Regions from separate parts of the Homo sapiens genome. Here region 1 is linked to region 2. A link is an interaction called in ENCODE POLR2A ChIA-PET data of the cell type or tissue named here. Cell type or tissue: PC-9. All regions are shown on one strand. Each heading gives the region's core, and the rest is flanking DNA. Links, peaks and the distances in the headings are about the cores only. Region 1 has its middle 57 kb from the start of RNF38. Region 2 overlaps MELK (maternal embryonic leucine zipper kinase).

What was found. ChIA-PET counts read pairs that join two places held together with the same protein. Peaks named below come from ENCODE experiments on the same cell type or tissue, not always from the same donor. Only the 100,000 strongest peaks of a DNase experiment are listed, where the experiment ranks them.
Region 1: POLR2A ChIA-PET joins it to region 2 with 16 read pairs; 4 of 35 experiments call an interaction of 5 or more read pairs at or near these places.

Annotation. Positions count from the first base shown.
Region 1 is chr9:36,450,827-36,462,756 of GRCh38, reverse strand. It overlaps a transcript of RNF38 not described here. Among named protein-coding and RNA genes, the nearest start is that of RNF38, 57 kb to the right of the region's middle. RefSeq lists enhancers at 3,865-3,954, 4,085-4,154. In PC-9, for the core only: no CTCF peak of the experiment used is centred there; no DNase peak of the experiment used is centred there.
Region 2 is chr9:36,579,333-36,591,262 of GRCh38, reverse strand. MELK (maternal embryonic leucine zipper kinase) reads right to left here. Exons shown (of 18, transcript NM_014791.4): 2 at 9,524-9,619; 3 at 7,551-7,636; 4 at 1,611-1,727. The coding sequence starts at 9,581. Among named protein-coding and RNA genes, the nearest start is that of MELK, 12 kb to the right of the region's middle. RefSeq lists an enhancer at 5,463-6,439. In PC-9, for the core only: no CTCF peak of the experiment used is centred there; DNase peaks (open chromatin) are centred at 6,022 and 6,432; H3K27ac peaks cover 2,362 bases.

The sequences.
Region 1 (11,930 bases), core at 1,757-9,756, 130 kb after region 2:
GTTGTGGTGAGCTGAGATCATGCCACTGATCTCCAGCCTGGGCGACAGAGCAGGACTCTGTCTCAAAAAAAAAAAAAAATCAATCAGTTGGTCAGAGAAAGCATCATTGGTGCAGTGACATTTGAGCAGAAATTCGAAGGAAGTTAGGCATCAAGCTGTTTTAAGTGCAGAAGCCCTGACGCAAAAGTGTGCTTGCTGTATTCCATGAACAGGAGTGTTCAGAGGTAAGATGGTGACCTTCTAGACTATTAGGGATACTTTGTTTTTGACCTTTGTTCTGAATGAGATGAGATCACTGAGCAGAGGAGTGGTGATATATGGTATGACTTCCCTTCTAGGATCTTTCTGGCCGCTGTGCTGAGAATGGGTTGTAGGAGGGTAAGGATTGAAGCAGGAAAAGCAGTTGGAGGCTGTTACGGTAGAGCAGGAGAGAGATGAGGTGATTTACCTGCATCTTGGTGATAGTTGGGAAGTTTGCTAAGTTGCATACAGGCTGGTTGGTGTATAGTCAGTCACCCTTCAGCCCTCTTTGACTTAATCCTTTATTCCAGTTCCCTGAAACTGCTCTGCCAAGGTCATCCATAATGGTGGGTTGCCAAACCAGTGGATATTCAGACCACATCTTACTGCATCTCTTACCAGAGTTATCCACGTAATTTATCCTCTTTCTTGGATCCCAGCCTGTTGGCTTCTGTAATCTCATAATCCTTGTTTTCCTCTTACCTTTGCATATACTTTTTGCCAACCTCTTTTCCCGGTCACTGCATGTTTGAGTTCCTCAGGGCTTGGGCCTGTTTCTTCATCTCTCTTCTGTGTTTTCTGGATGATAGCATTTGTTCCCAAGGATTTAAATATCATTTATGTGCTGAGAATCCCCAAATTTGTATTTTATAGGGAGTTCATACTTCACATGTCCAAACTGAAATTATTATCTGCAAAACTATTTCTCCCCTTAGTTTTTTCCATCGGAAATGCTTAAACCAGGAATCTAGGAGTCATTTTTGGCACCTTTGTTTTTCTTACACACCACTCCCCACCACATTCTTGTCCTTTCCAGCACATCTCCAGAATGTATTTTGTATTGTTTCACCTCTTTTCACTGAAGCTATCCCATCTCTCCCCCTGAACTGCCACAGTAGCCTTTCAGCTGGTCTTCACACTTGTCTGGTCTCCAATTTTTTTCTCTGCATAGCAGCCAGAGAAAGCTTTTGAAAGAATGGGTCACATGGTTACTTAAACTATTCAGTGGCATCCCATTGCACTTGAATTTACAGTTTTTCCTGTCTCTTCCAGGCTGTTTTCTCTGCATAGAACACTCTTGTTCTACCCTTTGAGTACTCAGCTCCTTCTCATCCCTGAGCTCTCAGCTTTCTTCTGAGGCCTTCCTTGACTACTCAGTCTAAAGAAGGTTTTACCTCTCTGCTCTGTCATTGTATTCTGGTTTTCTTTTTCCTTTATAGCATACAGCTTACCACTACTCATTCATGGCTTTAACATCCCTGACCCAGAGTTTTTGTTTGTTTGTTTGTTTGTTTTGAGATGGAGTTTTGCTCTTGTTGCCCAGGCTGGAGTGCAGTGCAGTGGTGCAGCCTTGGCTCACCGCAATCTCCGCCTCCCAGGTTCAAGCAATTCTCCTGCCTCAGCCTCCCAAGTAGCTGGGATTACAGGTGTGCACCACCACACCCAGCTAATTATTGTATTTTTTAGTAGATACGGGGTTTCCCCCATGTTGGCCAGGCTGGTCTTGAACTTCTAATCTCAGGTGATCCACCTGCTTTGGCCTCCCAAAGTGTTGGAATTACAGTTGTGAGCCATCGCGACCAGCCTCCTTTTTTTTCTTTCTTTCTTTCTTTTTTTTTTTTTTTTTTTTTGAGAGAGTTTCCCTCTTGTTGCCCAGGCTGGAGTGCAATGGTGCAATCTCGGCTCGCTGCAACCTTCACCTCCTGGGTTCAAGCGATTCTTCTGCCTCAGCCTCCTGAGTAGCTGGGATTACAGGCATGTGCCACCACGCCTGGCTAATTTTGTATTTTTAGTAGAGATGGGGTTTCTCCACGTTGGTCAGGCTGGTCTTGAACTCCGAACCTCAGCTGATCTGCCTGCCTTGGCCTCCCAAAGTGCTGGGATTATGGGAGTGAGCCACCGCGCCTGGCTCCTTTTTTTCTTTATATGTGTGAATGTCACTGATTAAGCTAGTTGCTGCTTCCAGTCCATTAAGTGTTCTGGGACTAGGAAAAGTCTGTTTCCCACCACTGTGCATTGATTTACCTTACTTTCTGGATCAACCCTGTTCTTGGTGATGGGGTCGGGGCAGGCACTTGCACACACACACTTAATGTTACCTCCATTTACTCCAGTATGTATATGTATGATAGTTTGGCTAAACCACTATAGATAAAAGCTTTTTATTCCTGCTTTTGAATTTCCTGTTTGTTGTGTAAAGTTTAAATTAGTCTATGCCTTCCTGTGGTCACTTATGCGAGAGAAGTAAACCATCAGTTGTGCCAATAAATTAGATAATTGGAATTTCTAGTATATTTATTGCTCTTTACTGTTTTTAATCCTCAACGTCTTGTAGGCAACATTCTTAGTATCTTCTAGGCAGTTGATCATAAGCTTAAGAAACCACAAGAAAAATGTTTTTAAAGTTACATTTGTGATCTCTAATTGGGAGCACTGATTTTGGCCCTAAGTAGGGTTTTTAGATATTAAGAAGCATAGTTTTGGTGAATGGATTTAATTTTCTGTCGTTTAAGTTAGAAAAACATTCGTTTGCATTAAGTTAAAAAATTTTCTCTTATAGTATTGGATAGCAATAGCCTAAAAATGCATAGGTGTAAAATACAACAATGTTACTAATCGCCACAGAGTATCTTGTATGCACAGATTTCTTGACTCAATAATCCTTTCTCAATTTTCTTTTGGGAAAACACTAAAATCAGTTAAAACTGATTTTCAGTATTGTACATGACAGTAGAAGATGGAAATGAAAATAAACTTTCCTAAAATCCGCAAGTCTCTGAAGTGAAAATAGTATTTAGTGGTGGTAGAAGGAAAGCAGGATTTCTTTGTAAGCACTATACAATAATTAGAGTTAATATTTTATGTAGCCTGTGATGGAGTATGTACACACATACACATACTCTTCTCTTGCACACTCACATATCCAGGGTGTTAAATACAAAGTAATTCTTCAGTGTCAGAAAACACTAAGGGGATTTGTGTTCACAGCTTATAAAATTGTGATAATGGATTTATTCTCTAAATACAAAATACTCAGTGTACCAAAATGAAGGCAATGCCCTATCCCTAATGTTTGACAGAGAGATTTTTGTTTTGGACAAATAAAAGGAGTAAATGCCTTAACACAGGTTACTGAATTAAGTATACCCAGGAAGTGTTAGTACTAGTTGAGATAAAGTAATTTCAGGGAGTGTTTTTGCTGAAAGGCCCTTTACCCTAGAGATTCCCCCAGAACATTTCTGTCCCTTTCCCAGTCTTTTCAGTGTGTAGCTGTGGAGGGCAATCTTTATCTTTCTTTTTTTTTTTTTTTGAGACAGAGTCTCGCTCTGTCACCAGGCTAGAGTGCAGTGGTGTGATCTCGGCTCACTGCAACCTCCACCTCCTGGGTTCAAGTGATTCTCCTGCCTCAGCCTCCTGAGTAGCTGGGATTGCAGGCCTGCACTACCACGCCCACCTAATTTTTGTATTTTTAGTAGAGACAGGGTTTCACCATGTTGGCCAGGATGGTCTCAATCTCTTGACCTCGTGATCTGCCCACCCTGGCCTCCCAAAGTGCTGGGATTACAGGTGATCCACCGCGTCCAGCCAGAGGGCAATCTTTCTGTCTTACAGAATGTCTTGATGGTCTGTGGTTAAGACACCAAATGTGGCGATATGTTGGTCAGGATATATAGTGGACTTGTCTCTCTGTCTTGTGACTGGTGAACTTATGGTTTCTCAATATTACTGTGTCTGGAATTTATTCCTTCCGGTGTGTTCTTGATTTCAAGAATGAAGCCGCGGACCCTCGCGGTGAGTGTTACAACTCTTAAAGATGGTGTGTCCAGAGTTTGTTCCTCCAGATGTTCAGATGTGTCCGGAACTTCCTTCCGGTGGGTTCGTGGTCTCACTGACTTCAGGAGTGAAGCCGCAGATCTTCGCAGTGAGTGTTACAGCTCTTAAAGGTGGCACGTCAGGAGTTGTTTGTTCCTCCCGGTGGGTTTGTGGTCTCGCTGACTTCAGGAATGAAGCCGCGGACGCTTGTGGTGTGTGTTACAGCTCATAAAGGTAGTGCAGACCCAAAGAGTGAGCAGCAGCAAGATCTACTGTGAAGAGCAAAAGAACAAAGCTTTCACAGCGTGGAAGGGGACCCAGGCGGGTTGCTGCTGCTGGCTCGGGTGGCCAGCTTTTATTCTCTTATTTGGCCCTGCCCACATCCTGCTGGTTGGTCCATCTTACAGAGCACTGACTGGTCCATTTTACAGAGTGCTGATTGGTGTGCTTACAATCCTTTAAACACAGAGCGCTGATTGGTGCATTTACAATCCTTTAGCTAGACAGAAAAGTTCTCCAAGTCCCCACCCGACCCAGAAGTCCAGCTGGCTTCACCTCTCATTACTACTATATTGAGGCTCTGCATTCCAAAAGCGTTGGTGTATGTGAGGAGAGGCAACCTTTGTTGTGTGTTCTGCAACCATCAATGGACTGCCTTACCTCCACAGCTTGAAAGCTTTGTTTACTTAAAGCAGGATTCTGAACCTTTTTGGCATGATGGTTCTCTTTTGAGGATCTGATAAAAGCTAGGGCTCTTCTCAACCTAACACATGCACAAATGCACATACATTCTGAATTTTGTGTACAGTTTTAGGGAGTTTGTAGACCTCCTGAAGTCCCCTGATAATTTTTTTTTTTTTGGAGACGGAGTCTCCCTCTGTCACCCAGGCTGGAGTGCAGTGACGTGATCTCAGCTCACAGGTGCCCACCACCATGCCTGGTTAATTTTTGTTTATTTAGTAGAGACGGGGTTTCACCATGTTAGCCAGGCTGGTCTTGAGCTCCCGACCTCAAGTGATCCACCTGCCTCAGTCTCCAAAAGTGCTGGGATTACAGACGTGAGCCACCATGCCCAGTCCCCTGATAAACTTAAGCCTGTGGATCTCAGTTTGAGAACCTATGCCTTAAAGATTATCTTCAACCGTAAAGTTTGTACATAAGGGCTTTAAAGTTATTTCCAACAAAGGCTTTTTAACTATTTAAGTAAATATTAATGTCTGTGCCCATCGCAGACTTTCAGAATCTAATGGTGTAAGCAGAACTCAGTTGGAGGGATAGATGCATGTTTTTCTGTTATAGCTCAGTGGAAAAGAGTTACAATTAATAGATTAATTGCCAATTAAATGGTTTAAATTCAGTTAGAGGAAGTCTGTTTAAAGCATGCCTTACTCCAAAGTGTTACCTGTATGCAGTATGGGTTTCTGAAGATAGTTGTTTCTTATGTTTGGTTTAAATGTGATTGATTCCTATTAATTCAGTGCCTTCGTGTTTGGTAAGAAAGCAGGTACCTGTGATAAAGCTAGTTCTACTTTAATATAAATTCATCTAGCAGAAATCAGATTTTAAGGTTTTGTTTTATTTCTGGAAGGACCAGCATCCATGAATTTAAAGAATTAGGGCAAAATTTAGCTCCTTAATTAGTTTATACTTTATTGCATGATAATCTTGTAGGATGTGGGTGTTGATGAAGTAGTGCAAAAAGCAGCTGGACTAGAAACCAGCAGTTCTTTTCTGCTACAAAAAAACCCAGTGACCTTGGATGAGTCACTTAATCTTCTGGGCTTTTTGCTTATCTATAAAGCAGGGAGGTTGAACTCCTACACTTGTATTATTAAAGTTCTCATATCTTATAATTCTAAAACATATCTACCATTAAGTAAGTTAGCACAGTGATCAACATGGCCCAATCTGTTGGTCTTCATGCTTGGCACAATGCAGAATATAACAGTTCTGGATTCAGGGAGATAACGGGTATTTGTGCTAGCTAGCCTGGAATGGAAAAACAATGAGTATTCATTAGATTTAGTGTCCAGTAGGTTGAGAGGTGAATTGCAGGAAGAGGCCCAGAGAAACCCTCAGCCCAGCAGGAGAGACAGCCTTCACTGGCAAGGCAGAGTCTAGGATAGATCCTTGAAGAGAAAAACCAAGACCCTGAGATACATGAAAGCAGATGTCTAGTTTTCCAGATTCTATAGCATCAAAAAGTTTGATAATTGATGTTAGCGATGTTTATGTGTCATGAAAAGTTTAAAATTACTTTGCATTTTAGTGACTTATAACACACAGAAATGCATATTATATTTTGGAATAATTTCTGTTAAATATGGTTGAAATAAAAATTGTTTGAGACCAGCTACTGTGGCTCACGCCTGTAATCCCAGCATTTTGGGAGGCCGAGGTGGGCAGATCACCTGAGGCCAGAAGTTCGAGACCAGCCTGGCCAACATGGTGAAACCCGTTTCTACTAAAAATACAAAATTAGCCAGATGTGGTGGTGTACACCTGTAATCTCAGCTACTAGGAAGGCTGAGGAAGGAGAATTGCTGAGGCAGGAGGTGGAGGTTGCAGTGAGCTGAGATCACGCCACTGCCTGGATGGCAGACGAGACTCTGTCTCAAAAAAAAAATTATTTATTGGATTGTTATCAAGAAAATTCATCCAGGTGGAACTTCTTACTCCCTCTGATGCTAGAAAGAAATGGGAAGGCTACCTTTTCTGTGATTTGGTTAAATGGCAGTTTGTGAAAGAAAAAATGAATTAAGTTAAATTAGTGCACTTTTTTTTTTTTTTTTTGAGGTGGAGTCTTGCTCTGTCACCCAGGGTGAAGTGCAGTGGTGTGGTCTCGGCTCACTGCAACCTCCGCCCCCCAGATTCAAGCGATTCTCCTGCTTCAGCCTCCTGAGTAGCTGGGATTATAGACGTGCTGTAATTTTTGTACTTTTAGTAGAGACGGGGTTTCACCATCTTGGCCAGGCTGGTCTTGTCTCGGCTCACTGCAACCTCTGCCCCCCAGATTCAAGCGATTCTCCTGCCTCAGCCTCCCAACTAGCTGAGATTATAGATGTGCTGTAATTTTTGTACTTTTAGTAGAGACGGGGTTTCACCATCTTGGCCAGGCTGGTCTTGAACTCCTGACCTCATGATCCACCCGCCTCGGCCTCCCAAAGTGCTGGGATTATAGGCGTGAGCCACCGCGTCCAGCTAAATGAGTGCACTTTTAAACTATTTGCTCCTTAGCTTCCTTCTGGAGATAATTGAGAGTTGACTCCTTTTAGTGTTGTGCTTACTATTAAAGAAACAAAACTTTCTCAACTGAGATAAAGTACAATATTTCATTTACAAGGCTGGACACAGTGGCTAATGCCTGTAATCCCAGCACTTTGGGAGGCCGAGGCAGGTGGATCACTGGAGGCCTGGAGTTTGAGACCAGCCTAGCCAACACAGTGAAATGCCCGTCTCTACTAAAAACAGGAAAAATTAGCTGGACATGGTGGTCCGTGCCTGTGATCCCAGCTACTCAGGAGGCTGAGGCATGAGAATCACTTGAGCCTGGGAGGCGGGGGTTGCAGTGAGCCAAGATCGCACCACCGCACTCTGCACATGGCGACAGAATGAGACTGTGTCTCAGAAAAAAAAAAAAGAGATTGCATTTGCAGTTTATGTTCTTAAGAATTTGTTTCTTTATACGCATGGGAGTTGAATACTGATGAGTTTGATTTTTCACATTTGTAGCAAATGAAGTTTAGTTGGATACAACACAGTTTTTGTTAACTAGCATAAATATATAACCTTGAAAATCTGTTTACAGGATTTAAAATTAGGTCGGGTGCAGTGGCTCACGCCTTTAACCCCAGCACTTTGAGAGACCGAGGCGGGTGGATCATTTAAGGTCAGGAGTTCAAGACCAGCCTGGCCAACATGGTGAAACCCTGTCTGTACTAAAAATATAGAAAATTAGCCAGTCCTGGTAGTGAACACCTGTAATCCCAGCTACTAAGCAGGCTGAAGCAGGAGAATCACTTGAACCTGGGAGGCGGAGGTTGCAGTGAGCCGAGATTGTGCCACTGCACTGCAGCCGGGGCGACAGAGTAAGACTCCGTCTCAAAAAAAAAAAAAAAAAAAAGTAAATTAATGTATAATTGATATTTTTATTAGGCATAATTTTTTTCTCAGGTTTTCAGAAACACCTAACATAATATTTGTGCAATGTTGAGATGTGAAATAATGTAATAGGTATGATATTTTGTTTTCTAGGGTATAAAAATGTATGATAGAGGCTGGGCGTGGTGGTTCATGCCTGTAACCCCAGCACTTTGGGAGGCCGAGGTGGGCGGATTACTTGAGGTCAGTAGTTCTAGACCAGCCTGGCCAACATTGGCAAAACCACGTCTCTACTAAAAATACAAAACAAAATTAGCCAGGCATGGTGGCGGATGCCTGTAATCCCAGTTACAACAGAGGCTGAGGCAGGAGAATCATTTGAACCTGGCAGGTGGAGGTTGCAGTGAGCCGAGATTGCGCCACTGCACTTCAGCCTGGGTGACAGAGTGAGACTCTGTCTCAAAAAAAAAAAAAGTATGAAAGAATTTTATGTATTTGTGGTATTGTAGGTACATTTTAATATTTGTTATGGAAAAATCTTAAACATAGCTTTAGAGAGACTAGTATAACAAACCCATGCGTACCCATTACTAAGGTTCAATAATTATTAGAGTGGCAATTTTATGCATCTCCACTTCTACCTTCTCCCCTCATCCCTACTTTGTGTTATTTTGAATGATTCTAAACAACATATCATTTATCTATAAATATTTCAGTATGAATCTCTAATCGTGTACATGACTACTATGTCATTATCACACTTAAAAACTAATTATTCTCTGGCTGTGTGCAATGACTCACATCAGTTATTTTGTGTATAACTGAGGCGGGAGGATTGCTTGAAAGTAGGAGTTCGAGACCAGCCTGTGCAACATGGCAAGACCTCATCTTTACAAAAAATTTTTTAAAACTTAGCTCAGTGGCGGGCGCAGTGGCTCATGCCTATAATCCCAGCACTTTGGGAGGCCAAGGCAGTGGATCACTTGGGGTCAAGAGTTCAAGACCAGCTTGGCCAACATGGTGAAACCCCGTCTCTACTAAAAATATAGAAAATTAGCCAGTCGTGGCAGCGTGCGCCTGTAATCCCAGCTACTTGGGAGGCTGAGGCAGGAGAATTGCTTGAACCCAGGAGGTGGAGGTTGCATTGATCTGAGATCGCACCATTGCACTCCAGCCTGGGTAACAGAGTGAGACTCCGTCTCAAAAAAAAAAAAAAAAAAATTACCTGAACATGGTGGCATGCACCTGTGGTCCCAGCTACTGGAGAAGCTGAGGCAGCAAGATTGCTTGAGTTCTGGGACTTTGAGGCTGCAGTGAGCTGTGTTTGTGCCAGTGCACTCCAGCCAGGGCAACAGAGCAAGACTCTGTCTCAAAATAATAATAATAATAATATTTCCACTTCACACTTGTTAAGATGGCTATAATAATAGAAGACAGACAACAACACGTTGTCAAGGATGTGGAGAAATTGGAACATTCAGACTGGTGGTGGGAATGTAAAATGGTGCAGCCACTTTAGAAAACAGTTTGGCCGTTCCTCAAAAAGTTTAATATAGAATTACTGTGTGACCCAGCAGTTCCACTCCTAGATACCCAACGTAATTGAAAACGTAAGTCTACACAGAAGCTGTATACAAATGTTCACAGGATTGATCATTATTCATTATAGCTGAAAAACAGAAACAATTCAAATGCCCTTCCGCTGATGAATAAACAAAAATTAGTATGCCCATACAATGGCATATTATTCATAAAAATAAACAAGGTTTTGGCCGGGTGCAGTGGCTCATGCCTGTAATCTCATCACTTCAGAAGGCCAGGGCAGGCGGATCACTTGAGGCCAGGACTTTGAGACCAGCCTGGCCAACATGGCAAAACCCCATCTCTACCAAAAATACAAAAATTAGCTGGGCATGGTGGCGCACACCTATAGTCCCAGCTACTTGGGAGGCTGAGGCAGGAGAGTCGCTTGAACCAGGAGGTGGAGGTTGCAGCGAGCTGAGATTGTGCCACTGCACTGCAGCCTGGGCAACAGAGTGAGACTCCATCTCAAGAAAAAAAAAAAAAAGCAAGATTTTGCTAACATGCCACAACATGGATGAACATTCAAAACATGCTAAGTGAAAGAAACCAGACACAAAAGAGCACATGTAGTATGCGTCTATTTATGTAAAAATGTCTAGAATAGGCAAATTCATTGGGAAAGTAAATTAATGATTATCTAGGGCTGGAGGAGGGGAGAATGGGGGAGAGCTGACTGCTAATGGATACAGGGTTTCTTTTTGGGATGATGAAAATGTTCTAGAATTAGTGGTGACTGATGAACAACCCAGTGAATATACTAAAACCACTTTAAGAACATTTTAAAGTTTTTTTAAAGACATCAGCTCAGTCTGTTACCTAGGCTGGAGTGCAGTGGTGTGATCACGGCTCAATGCACTCTTCAACTCCTTGGGTGCTCAAGTGGTTCTCCCACTTCAGCCTCCTGAGTAGCTAGAACTGTAGGCACACGGCATCGTGTGTGTCTATTTTTTTTAAAAAAATTTTTAGTAGAGATGGGATCTCACTATGTGGCCCAGGCTATTCTTGAACTCCTGAGCTCAAGTGATCCATCCTCCCTGGCCTCCCAAAGTATTGGGATTACAGGGGTGAGCCACCGCGCCTGGCCTTAAAAAGTTTTTTTTTTAAAAAAGTTTGCTCGAATTAGGATCCACATCAACTAATACTTTGTAAGTGATTCACAGTGCTTCTCAAATCTTTACTATATATTGCCTTTCCCTTTTATCATTAAAAAAATACTGCAAGCCGGGTGCAGTGGCTAATGCCTGTAATCCCAGCACTTTGGGAGGCCGAGGTGGGCGGATCACCTGAGGTCAGGAGTTGAAGACCAGCCTGACTAACATGGAGAAACCCAGTCTCTACTAAAAATACAAAATTAGCTGGGCATGGTGGCACATGCCTGTAATCCCAGCTATTAGGGAGGCTGAGGCAGGAGAATCGCTTGAACCTGGGAGGCGGAGGTTGCTGTGAACCGAGATTGCACCATTGCACTCCAGCCTGAGCAACAAAAGCGAAACTCCGTCTCAAAAAAAAAAAAAAAAAAAAAAAAAACTACTACAATTTTTTTTTCTTCTTTAAGATGGAGTTTCACTCTTGTTGCACAGGCAGGAGTGCAGTGGTGCCATCTCGGCTCACTGCGACCTCCAGCCTCCCGGCTTCAAGCGATTCTCCTGTCTCAGCCTCCTGAGTAGCTGGGATTATAGATGCGTGCCACCACACCTGGCTAATCTTTTCTATTTTTAGTAGAGATGGGATTTCACCATGTTGGCCAGGCTGGTCTCAAACTCCTGACCTCAAGTGATCCTCCTGCCTCGGCCTCCCAAAGTGCTGGGATTACAGACATGAGCCACTGCGCCCGGCCAAAATACTGCAGTTTATTTGTTGAAGAAAGCCGCTTGTTTGTTCCATAACTTTTTAGTTTGAACTTTGCTGATTGCATTCCCAAGGTGCGTATTAACACAGTCCTCTGTGTTTTCTCTTTGCACTGCATTGGTTGCTAGAATTAGAGGTTCAGTCGTATTTAAGTATACTTTATTTGGAATTGGGGAATGCAAGACTACATCATAAGGGAGTTCTGTTCTGTCATTAGGAGACTCATATTGTCTGGTTATCTCACTTTTGTGATGATTGATTTTTGCCTCAACCTGTGGGGCTTGGCTGGAGTGCAATGGCACGATCTCGGCTTACCGCAACCTCCACCTCCTGGGTTCAAGTGA
Region 2 (11,930 bases), core at 2,628-10,627:
ACCTAAAAATATAAAGAGGTTTTAAAATTACCAAAGAGGTTTTAAAATCAAAGAGGTTTTAAAATGTGGACCATGTAGGTAGATCTACAGTGTAGTAATACAATGTACTACTATACAATAGCTCTAGATCCAAAACATTCAACGTTATAATTTTTTTGTTTTTATTTTTTAGAGACAGGGGTTTGTTCTGTCACCCAGGCTGGAGTACAGTGCCATTAACGTGGCTCACTGCAGCTTCAAACTCCTGGACTCAAGCAATTCTCCCGCCTCAGCCTCCTGAGGAGCTGGAATGACAGGTGCGCACCACGCGCCATCACACCCGGCTTTTTTTTTTCTTTTTTCTTTTGTATGTAGAGACAGGGTCTTGCTATGTTACTGAGGCTGGTTTTAAACCACTGGTTTCAAATGATCCTCCCGCCTCAGCCTCCCAAAGTGCTGGGATTATAGGCATGAGAGGACCCGGCCAAAATTATGATTTTTAAAATATGCTTTTAAAACAGTGCTATCCTGTGAAAATCATGTGCAAATTACATATTATTTGGCTGAGACTAACGAAAACTAAAGAAGTTGAATAATACAAGTTCTAAAGACATCTTTCAAGACAAAAATGGCAAGTTAAAACTTGAAATTGCTTGGTTTACATAAAAGACACTGGAAGCTACCCAGTGCTGGGGGTTGAACTGTCACTGGATCAGGGTAAGCCTAAACCTTGGGTCCTTTTAAGAAGAGAGACATTTGGACAGAGACACAGCTACACAGAGAGGAAAACACCATTTGAAGACGGAGGCCAAGATGGGAGTGGTGCATCTATAAACCAAGGAGTGCCAAGGACTGCCAGCAACTACCAACAACTAGCAAAGAGGCAGGAAACAGATTCCCTCTCAGAACCTCCAGAAGGAACCAGCCTTGCCAACATTTTGATTTCAGACTTCAAACCTCCAGAACTGTCAGACAATGAGTTTCTGTTGCTTTAAGCCACCAAGTCTGTAGTAATTTGTTCCAACAGCCCTAGGAAATTAATATACCATATAAAACTAGAATGAGGCTGGGCACGGTGGCTCACGTCTGTAATCCCAGCACTCTGGGAGGCCGAGGAGGGCAGATCACAAGGTCAGGAGATTGAGACCATCCTGGCTAACACGTGAAACCCCGTCTCTACTAAAAATATAAAAAATTAGCCGGGCATGGTGGTGGGCGCCTGTAGTCCCAGCTACTCAGGAGGCTGAGGCAGGAGAATGGCGTGAACTCGGGAGGTGGAGGGTGCAGTGAGCAGAGATGGCATCACTGCACTTCAGCCTGAGCGACAGAGCGAAATTCCGTCTCAAAAAAAAAAAAAAAAAAACTAGAATGAGTCCTTCCCTCTAGGAGAAAATTCTAACATATTCTATCTAGTAAACCATACTACCCCATTAGGGGTGTATTAGAAAAATGACATTTACATTGAATCTCCAACTTATTATATACATCTATTTAATCTAAATTGTTACAAATGGAACAAAACAGGTAAGTCGCTTAACATCTCTTCTAATCTTTCAGGTGAAATGTACTTTTCTCTTTTACTATTGATAAAGTGATCAAATGTTTTCAGGTATCTGGAACATACTACTAACCTCAAGAACCATGAATATTTTGTTGGCTGTCTCTAGCACATGGTAGAGTTGACATATATGCTGATGTCTCAGGTTCTTCAAGGCCTCAATCTCCGTTTTGATCCGGGGCAAATCACTCTGTGACAAAACATCATATGGAATGAGCAATAAACTTATTCAGGTGGTGTTCCAAGCTCCAATACTAACAGCTTTAATACTAAGTAGCTGGCCGGGCACGGTGGCTCACACCTGTAATCCCGCACTTTGGGAGGCCGAGGCGGGCGGATCATGAGGTCAGGAAATCGAGACCATCCTGGCTAACACGATGAAACCCTGTCTCACTAAAACTACAAAAAAATTAGCCGGGCGTGGTGGCAGGAGCCTGTAGTCCCAGCTACTCAGCAGGCTGAGGCAGGAGAATGGCGTGAATCCGGGAGGCGGAGCTTGGAGTGAGCCGAGATTGCGCCACTGCACTCCCGCCTGGGCAACAGAGCAAGACTCTGTTTCAAAAAAAAAAAATACTAAGTAGCAAAAGCTATCAAAAAGCCCCCCAAAAACTGTTCAACACTACAGAAAAATATAGCAAAATTTATTTGCATGTGCATAAAAAGGGCATTGGAGATTTTATGAAAGACAGGTTCAATGTGGGTCAACAGTACAACATCCAGAAAACAATCTCAGACTCCTTAGAAGGTTAGCATTCCAAACAAGGAAAATGACAGAAACACTACTCAGTCATCATGCCTGAGCTACCACTTTCAGCCTCAGCAACACCGTTTAAGAAGCATGCTGAGCAAAAAACCAGTGAACTTAGGTGAAAGGTATATGGGTATTCACTGTCTCAGTCTCCAATCTTTTCTGAGGTCTTGAAACTTTCAAAATAAAAAGTTGGGTGGGGAGAGGAAGATAAGCCAAGCTGAAAAAACTTTAAAGGACAGAAGCCTAGAGATATCATCAAGTAACAAGTAAAACTTCATTATAAAAAGGGACCCTGAGGCAGGGCGCAGTGGATCACGCGTATAATCCCAGCACTTTGGGAGGCTAAGGTGGGCGGACTACCTGAGGTTGGGACTTTGAGACCAGCCTGACCAACATGGAGAAACCCCATCTCTACTAAAAATATAAAATTAGCCAGGCATGGTGCCGCATGGCTGTAATCCCAGCTACTCGGGAGGCTGAGGCAGGAGAATTGCTTGAACCCAGGAGGTGGAGGTTGCGGTGAGCCGAGATCATGCCACTGCACTCCAGCCTGGGCAACAAGAGCGAAACTCCGTCTCAAAAAAAAAAAAAAGGGAGGGACTCTGGGCCAGGCGCGGTGGCTCATGCCTGTAATCCCAGCACTTTGGGAGGCCAAGGTGGGCAGATCAACTGAGGTCAGGAGTTCAGGACCATCCTGGCCAACATGGAGAAAGCCCGTCTCTACTAAAAACACAAAATTAAAAATACAAAATTAGCCGGGCATGGTGGCGCATGTCTGTAATCCCAGCTACTCTGGAGGCTGAGGCAGGAGAATTGCTTGAACCCTGGAGGTGGAAGTTGCGGTGAGCCGAGATCGATCCAGCCTGGGAAACAAGAGCAAAACTCCATCTCAAAAAAAAAAGGACTCTGATTGGGTGTGGTGGCTCACACCTGTAATTGCAGCACTTTTGAGAGGCTGAGGCGGGCAGATCGCGAGGTCAGGAGTTCAAGATCAGCCTGGCCAACATGGTGAAAACCCATCTCTAATAAAAACACACACGAAAAAATTAGCCAGGCATGGTGGCGGGTGCCTGTAATCCCAGCTACTTGAAAGGCTGAAGCAAGGAGAATCACTTGAACCTGGGAGTGGCCGAGATCGTGCCACTGCACTCCAGCCTGGGGACACAGCGAGACTCTGTATCGAAAAAATTAAAAAAAAAAAAAATACAAAATTAGCTGGGCGTGGTGGCACATGCCTGTAATCCCAGCTACTCAGGAGGCTGAGGCAGGAGAATCGCTTGAACCCAGGAGGCGGAGGTTGCCATTGCACTCCAGCCTGGGCAACAAGAGCGAAACTCCGTATCAGAAAAAAAAAGGCGGGGGGGCTCTACAGTGGCTCATGCCTGTAATCCCAGCACTTTGGGAGGCCGAGGCAGGCGGATCACGAGGTCAGGAGTTCAAGACAAGCCTGGCCAAAATGGTAAAATCCCGTCTCTACTAAAAATACAAAAATTAGCCAGGCATGGTGGCAGGCACCTGTAATCCCAACTACATGGGAGGCTGAGGCAGGAGAATTGCTCGAACCCAGGAGGCAGAGGTTGCAGTGAGCTGAGATCACACCCCTGCACTCCAGCCTGGGTGACAAAGCAAGACTCCATCTTGAAAAACAAATAAAATAAAAAGGGACTCCGTCTTAATGGCCAGTGTCTCAGGACCCAGTTATCCAGGACTATGCAACTAGATATCATGTCTTGACAAAGAATCAACTGTAACTTTCACTATCTTGGTATGATAATCTTCTTTCTTTGTGGGGAGGAAGCCTGATGACTAAAACCATGGAAGTAATCGGCCAGGCGTGGTGGCTCACACCTGTAATCCCAGCACTTTGAGAGGCTGAGGCAGACGGACCAAGAGGTCAGGAGATCGAGACCATCCTGGCTAACACGGTGAAAACCCGTCTCTACTAAAAATACAAAAAAATTAGCTGGGCGTGGTGGTCCCAGCTACTCTGGAGGCTGAGGCAGGAGAATGGCGTGAACCTGGGAGGCAGAGCTTGCAGTGAGCCGAGATCGTGCCACTGCACTCCAGCCTGGGTGACAGAGCAAGACTCCATCTCAAAAATAAATAAATAAATAAATAAAACCATGGAAGTAATCAAAATATTATTAAAATCCTAGAAAATAACTAAAATGAGCATAATAACAACAGAAAATATAAAAACAAGTTTAGAAATCATGAATTAATGTCATATTACGCTTTAGAATAAGTTTTGAGCATCAGTGTGATAACACATTTTGTAATAACATTTTGTTTGCTATTTAAGTATTTGAAGTGTTAAAGTAAGTCATACTAAAGTTATAACTGAAATTTAAACTGCTTAAGGGAATTAATCTAATTGATACTCATGTTTAAATGCTCAAGAAAAATGGTTTTAATGCTTTTTTCTTAGATTAATAAATAGAAAACAAAAAATTGAATAAAACAAAAAAACTGGAGGAAAGCCTGAATTGTCCACTGACAGATAATTAAAAATAATTTCTTATACTGGTCATTGTATGATTTTAGCATATATTTAGGAAGAAATTCAAATGATTTAATGACATTGCTGTAACAAAACTACTTACATACTCTTTGACTTTTTTTTTTTTTTTCTGGAGACAGGGTCTTGTTCTGTCATCCAGTCTGGAGTGCAGCGGCACCATCTCGGCTCACTGCAGCCCAACCTCCCAGACTCAAGTGATCTTCCCACCTCAGCCCCGCAAGTAGCTGGGACTACAGGTGTGTACCACCATGTCCAGCGAAATTTTTTGTATTTTTCGTAGAGAAGGGCTTTCACCTTGTTGCCCAGGCTGGTCTCAAACTCCTGAGCTCAGGCAATCCACCCACCTTGTTCTCCCAAAGTTCTGGGATTACAGGTGTGAGCCACAGTGCCTGGCTCCCTTTGACTTATTTATGTGTTAATCAGAACTTATATCTTTAACAATTAAAAAAGTAGGTAACAATTAATATTAAGCCCTATCTCATTCCAACAATAAAAACATCAAAAAAAAACTTTTTTTAGACAAGATCTTGCTCTGTTGCCCAGGCTAGAGTGCAGTGGTGCAATCACAGCTCACTGTAGCCTCAACCTCCTAGGCTCAAGGGACCCTCCCACCACCACCTCCCAAGTAGCTGGGACTACAGGCATGCACAACCACACCTGGCTAAATTTTTTTTATTTTTTGTAGGGACAAGACTTGCCATATTGCCCAGGCTAGTCTCGAACTCCTGGCCTCAAGCAATCCTCTGGCCTCAGCTTCCCAAAGTGCTGGAATTACAGGGATGAGCCACCACACCCAACCAAAAATTATTTTTTATGTTTGATAATTAAGGACAATTACAAAATGTTAGGCTGGGAGTGGTAGCTCACACCTGTAATCCCAGCACTTTAGGAGGCCGAGGTGGGTGCATCACTTGAGGTCAGGAGTTCGAGACCAGCCTGACCAACATGATGAAATCCTGTCTCTACTGAAAATACAAAAATTAGCTGGACATGGTGGCACACGCCTGTAGTACCAGCTACTCAGGTGGCTGAGGCAGGAGAATCATTTGAACCCAGGAGGCAGAGGTCGCAGTGAGCCGAGATCGCACCACTGCATTCCAGCCTGGTGACAGAGCAAGACTCCATCTCAAAAAAAAAAAAAAAAAAAAAAACAAAGAATGGTAGAAGGAATTAGAAAAAAAAGATGACTCAAGGTGACTTCAAACACTGGAATGGGTACAGAAGCCCCAGAAAAACCACCAAAAGAGACAGGCTTTATCTCAACATAAAAATAACTTTTTATACATTGTAGCCAAGACCACAAACTGAATGGGCTGCTTTAGGAGATAACAAGCTGTTCCCCCTGGAAGAATTCACATAGAGGAAAAAGAGGCTGATTTGGAAAAGGATTTAATTAGATAACTTCTAAAGCCATTTTGAATAAAATGCTGGGACAGGCCAAGTACAGTGGCTCACCCCTACATACCCTGTACTTTGGGAAGCTGAGATGGGAAGACTGCTTGAGGCCAGGAGTTTGAGACCACCCTGGGCAACAGAGTAAGACCTTGTTTCTAGAAAAATGTTTAAAAATTAGGCAAGCATAGTGGCATGTGCCTCTGGTCACACCCACTCAGGAGGCTGAGGTGGGAGGATCACTTAAGCCCAGCAGGTACAGGCTGCAGTGAGCTGTGATTGTGCAACTGCACTCCAGCCTGGGCAACAAAGTGAGACTGTCTCAAAAAAAAAAAAAAAAAAGCTAGGACATAATATTTATCTATTTGCCTATCTATAGTACCAAAATGATTTATATTTAGTAAGAGTATCATAAGAAAATAAAGATGGGGCCGGGCGCGGTGCCTCACGCCTGTAATCCCAGCACTTTGGGAGGTCGAGGCACGCGGTTCACGAGGTCTGGAGATCGAGACCATCCTGGCTAACATAGTGAAATCCCATCCCTACTAAAAAAAAAAAAAAAAAAAATACAAAAAAATTAGCCAGGCATGGTGGCGGGCACCTGTAGTCCCAGCTACTCAGGAGGCTGAGGCAGGAGAATGGCGTGAACCTGGGAGGCGGAGGTCGCCGTGAGCCAAGATCGCGCCACTGCACTCCAGCCTGTGCGACAGAGCAAAACTCCGTCTCAAAAAAAAAAAAAAGTAAAGAAAAGAAAAGAGGCCGGGCGCGGTGGCTCACGACTGTAATCCCAGCACTTTGGGAGGCCGAGGCGGGCAGATCACGGGGTCAGGAGATTGAGACCATCCTGGCTAACACGATGAAACCCCGTCTCTACTAAAAATACAAAAAATTAGCCGGGCGTAGTGGCGGGCGCCTGTAGTCCCAGCAACTCGGGAGGCTGAGGCAGGAGAATGGCGTGAACCCGGGAGGCGGAGCTTGCAGTGAGCCGAGATCGCGCCACTGTACTCCAGCCTGGGCGACAGAGCGAGACTCCGTCTCAAAAAAAAATAAAAAATAATAAAGAAAAGAAAAGAAAGATGGGACACATTAATATCCAGAAACACCTACAGACTACAGACTGCAGATGGATGCTACAGACTTCAAATATGTCCCACTGCACTGCGTTAAAATCTGAAGAACAAAGTAATCCCTTCCCCCAGATTACTTTTTAAAACCACAGATCTATACGTTTTTTAAAAGGTATAAAAATATTATTCTAAGAGCAGTAACTAGAACATTAGAACAATTCAGGTTTTAATTCACGAAACTGATCTATAAGTGGACTATTTTTTAAATAAATCTAAACTTACCCCTAGTGTGTTTTTATCCATGATTTTTATAGCTACCATCTCTCCAGTAAGGATATGGCAGGCAAGTTTGACCTTTGCAAAGCCACCTAAGTAGGAAAATGTATTATGAAAGCATAAGCAAGGACTCAGGCACAAACACCTTTTTATATATAATAATTTTAAAAGACTCTATCAAGCCAAATTTTCCTAGAAGTTTGTGGCTTTTTTTTCCTGTTGCTGCTTGTTATCCAATGTCTAGCTGAAGGTTTTTTTTTTTTTAACCATGATAGTGTATCTCAAACTTTGTAATAAAAAAAAAACAGAACTCACTTTAGAAATCTGCTTTATGAATAATCCTGCAATTAAATTTCCTTTATAATTAACACTGCTAGAACACAATATAAAGTTGCTGAGGCCAAAGACAAATTATATGAAACTTCCACTCAGTTTTAAATATTTGAGGCCGGGCGCGGTGGCTCACGCCTGTAATCCCAGCACTTTGGGAGACCGAGGCGGGCGGATCACAAGGTCAGGAGATCGAGACCATCCTGGCTAACACAGTGAAACTCCGTCTCTACTAAAAATGCAAAAAATTAGCCTGGCATGGTGGCGGGCACCTGTAGTCCCAGCTACTCGGGAGGCTGAGGCAGGAGAATGGCATGAACCCAGGAGGTGGAGCTTGCAGTGACCCGAGATCGCACCACTGCACTCCAGCCTGGGCGACAGAGCAAGACTCCATCTCCAAAAAAAAAAAAAAACTTTGAAGATAAGCAATTATTTTTCAAAACTGAACCAAAAGCTGGACAAATGTCTCCACTCAGGCAGCTAAAAGAAATCCCCAAATTAACATTTCCAAAAAGAACTTCCTAGTAGTCTCTCCCATGGTCTTCTTCCTTTCAACAAAGGGCAACTCCATTTTCCCTGGTGCTCAGGCCAAAAACCCTGGAACCATCCTTAGCCCTTCTCTTTCTCTAGCACTCCAACCCATCAATAAATCCCATTAGCTCTGTCCTCAAAATATATCAATGGCTACCTTGGGGGAAAGCAGGCAGATACTCCCTGGAAACGGTCTATGTCTTGATCCGCACAGGGAATATATGGGTATGTGTATACATATATATGTGTAAAACTCCACTGAGATTATTGCACTTTGCATATTTTACTATATGTTATACCTTAATAAAAACATACACACATAGGTGTGTACATATGTGTGTGTAAAATGTCCCACCCCTTTCACTGCTTTTACATCACCCTCATCCACACCACCATCATCTCTAGCATCAACACCTGAATTATCGCAATAGTCTGCTAACATCTCCCTGCCTCTGCTCTTGCCCTCCTTCATCCAACCTTTTATCTACCAAGCAGCCACAGCAACTCTGTAAAAACAAAGGTCAAATTACCCCTTAACTCAAAACTCTCCAATGACTTTAATTTAGAATAAAAGTCAAGAAATAAAAGAAGCCTGGGCGCGGTGGCTCATGCCTGTAATCCCAGCACTTTGGGAGGCCGAGGCGGGTGGATCACGAGGTCAGGAGATCGAGACCATCCTGATTAACACGGTGAAACCCCGTCTCTACTAAAAATACAAAAAATTAGCCAGGCATGGCGAGCGCCTGTAGTCCCAGCTACTTGGGAGGCTGAGGCAGGAGAATGGCGTGAACCCGGGAGGCAGAGCTTGCAGTGAGCCAAGATCGCGCCACTGCACTCCATCCAGCCTGGGCGACAGAGTGAGACTCCGTCTCAAAAAAAAAAAGAAATAAAAGAAATATTTAGAATAAATTATTTAGAATAAAAGTCAAAGTCCTTGCAATAACCTACAGGGCTTCTCCTACTATTCTCCTCTCTGCTTGCTCCACTTTTTCTTACTGAAGTAGGTAGAAGAATTTTAAAACTGTGTGGGTTAGACGAAAAAGCTCACACCTACCCAAATAATCTATACTCTCAAATAGTTGATCTATCCACTGCCTCCAAAAAAAAATAACAATTACCTGTCCCAATAGTTTCATGTAATTCATAATATTTGAGAAGTTCATCATAATCTTTCATAGTCCTCTTGCAAGTTTATTTGGAATTAGAAAAAGAACCTAGAAGACAGAGAGTACATAATCAATAAAGGAAATAATACCGGATCATCTCCTCCATTCTTGTAACTGCAAATCTAAATAAGTCTTATGCATTTACATGATACTGAAAAAACTGATTATTGGCCATATGAAAAAAAGGATTCTTATCTCACACCATACATAAAAATGAATTCCAGATAGACTTAAAAAGTATGAAACATAAACCTTTAAAACTTTTTAAAGAATATTGTCATTATTTCAGGATAGGAGAGGATCACTTAAATAAAGTACTAATAATAATAATGAAAAAAATTAATATATTAAACAACATTAAAATTAAGAACTTCAGCTGGGCACAGTGGTGCGTGTGTTGTCAGCCACTTGGGAGGACAGCTTGAGCCCAGGAGTTCGAGGCCAGCCTGGGCAACATAGCAAGACCACATCTATAAAAAAAATAAAAATAAAACTAAGCACTTCTATACAACCAAAGACACCATCAAAAAAAGAAAACCATAAATGTGAGAAGATACTTGCAACAAATATAATAGTGGATGTACACAGGAAACACATAAACTCTGACAAAACAATAAGAAAAACTCAACAGCAAAATAAGCAAATGATACAAAAAACTTTTCTCAGCCGGGCATGGTGGCTTACGCCTGTAATCCCAGCACTTTGGGAGGCCAAGGCAGGCAGATCACGAGATCATGAGTTCGAGACCAGCCTGGCCAACATGGTGAAACCCCATCTCTACTAAAGATACAAAACATTAGCCAAGCGGGGTGGCATTCACCTGTAATCCCAGCTACTTGGGAGGCTGATGCAGGAGAATCGCTTGAACCCGGGAGGTGGAGGTTGCAGTGAGCCGACATCGTGCCATTGCACTCTAGCCTGGGCGAAACAGCCAGACTTTGTCTCAAAAAAAAAAAAAAAAATTTCTCAAAGAAACACAAATGGCCAACAAAAACATGGAAAAGGGTGTCTCTGAGCCTACTCTGGCTCGGGAGGCTACCTGAAGAAAAAATAATTTAAAAAAAAAAGACACGAAGCTGGGCAAGGTGGCTCACACCTGTAATCCCAGCACTTTGGGAGGCTGAGGAGGGTAGATCACCTGAGGTCAGGGTTCGAGACCAGCCTGACCAACATGACGAAACCCGTCTCTACTAAAAATACACAAATTAGCCAGGCATGGTGGCAGGAGCCTGTAATCCCAGCTACTTGGGAGGGTGAGACAGGAGAATCACTTGAACCTGGGAGGCGGAGGTTGCAGTAAGCTGAGATTGTGCCATTGCACTCCAGCCCGGGCAACAAGAGTGAAACTCCGTCTCAAAAAAAAAGGCCGGGTGCGGTGGCTCACGCCTGTAACCCCCACACTTTGGGAGGCCGAGGCGGGTGGATCACAAGGTCAGGAAATGGAGACCATTGTGGCTAACATCATAAAACCCTGTCTCTGCTAAAGCTATAAAAAATTAGCCAGGGGTGGTGGCACGCGCCTGTAGTTCCACCTACTTGGGAGGCTGAGGCAGGAGGCAGAGGTTGCAGTGAGCCGAGATCACGCCACTGCACTCCAGCCTGGGCAACGGAGCGAGATTCTGTCTCAAAATAAAAAAAAAAAAAAAAAAAAAAGAAGACATGAAAAAATTATCAGTAGTCATCAGGAAAACCCAAACTAAGACCCCAGTCATACACAATTTTATTATGTATATGATATGTATTTTATTATTATGCTTCACAACTTATGTGGGTTACATATACTGTTAATTATACATCAAATAATAAATAAAAATTAGTTGTAAAAAAAATTAGGTAGATCTTATTGATTTTGTCTCCCTGAGTTTTAAAATTAAGTAGTTTATTTTTTAAAAACCATAGAGCTAAGTAGGGCCCTGTTATGCACATTAATATACAAAGTCACACTCATACCATCTCCATCTTACTTGTGGAAAATAACCTCGTGGTTGACTTTTAGAGATCAGCAGTGTGTCTGGAAAAACTGCTAATGCAGTTCTAGAAAACTCTTGAATTTGCTCTTATTCATTTATTCATACAGATATTTACTGAGCACCTATGATATGCCAAACCTGCCCTTGGCACTAGGGCTATAATGGAGAAGAAATATGATTCTGCCCTCATGGAGTGTATATTCTAGTGGAGAAGACAAAAGGCAAATAAGTAGACAACAAATTAATACTTATAATTTATAGGCCGGGTGCAGAGGCTCACGCCTATAATCCCAGCACTTTGGGAGGCCAGGGTGGGCGGATCACGAGGTCAGGAGTTCGGGACCAGCCTGGCCAACATAGTAAAACCCGGTCTCTACTAAAAAATATAA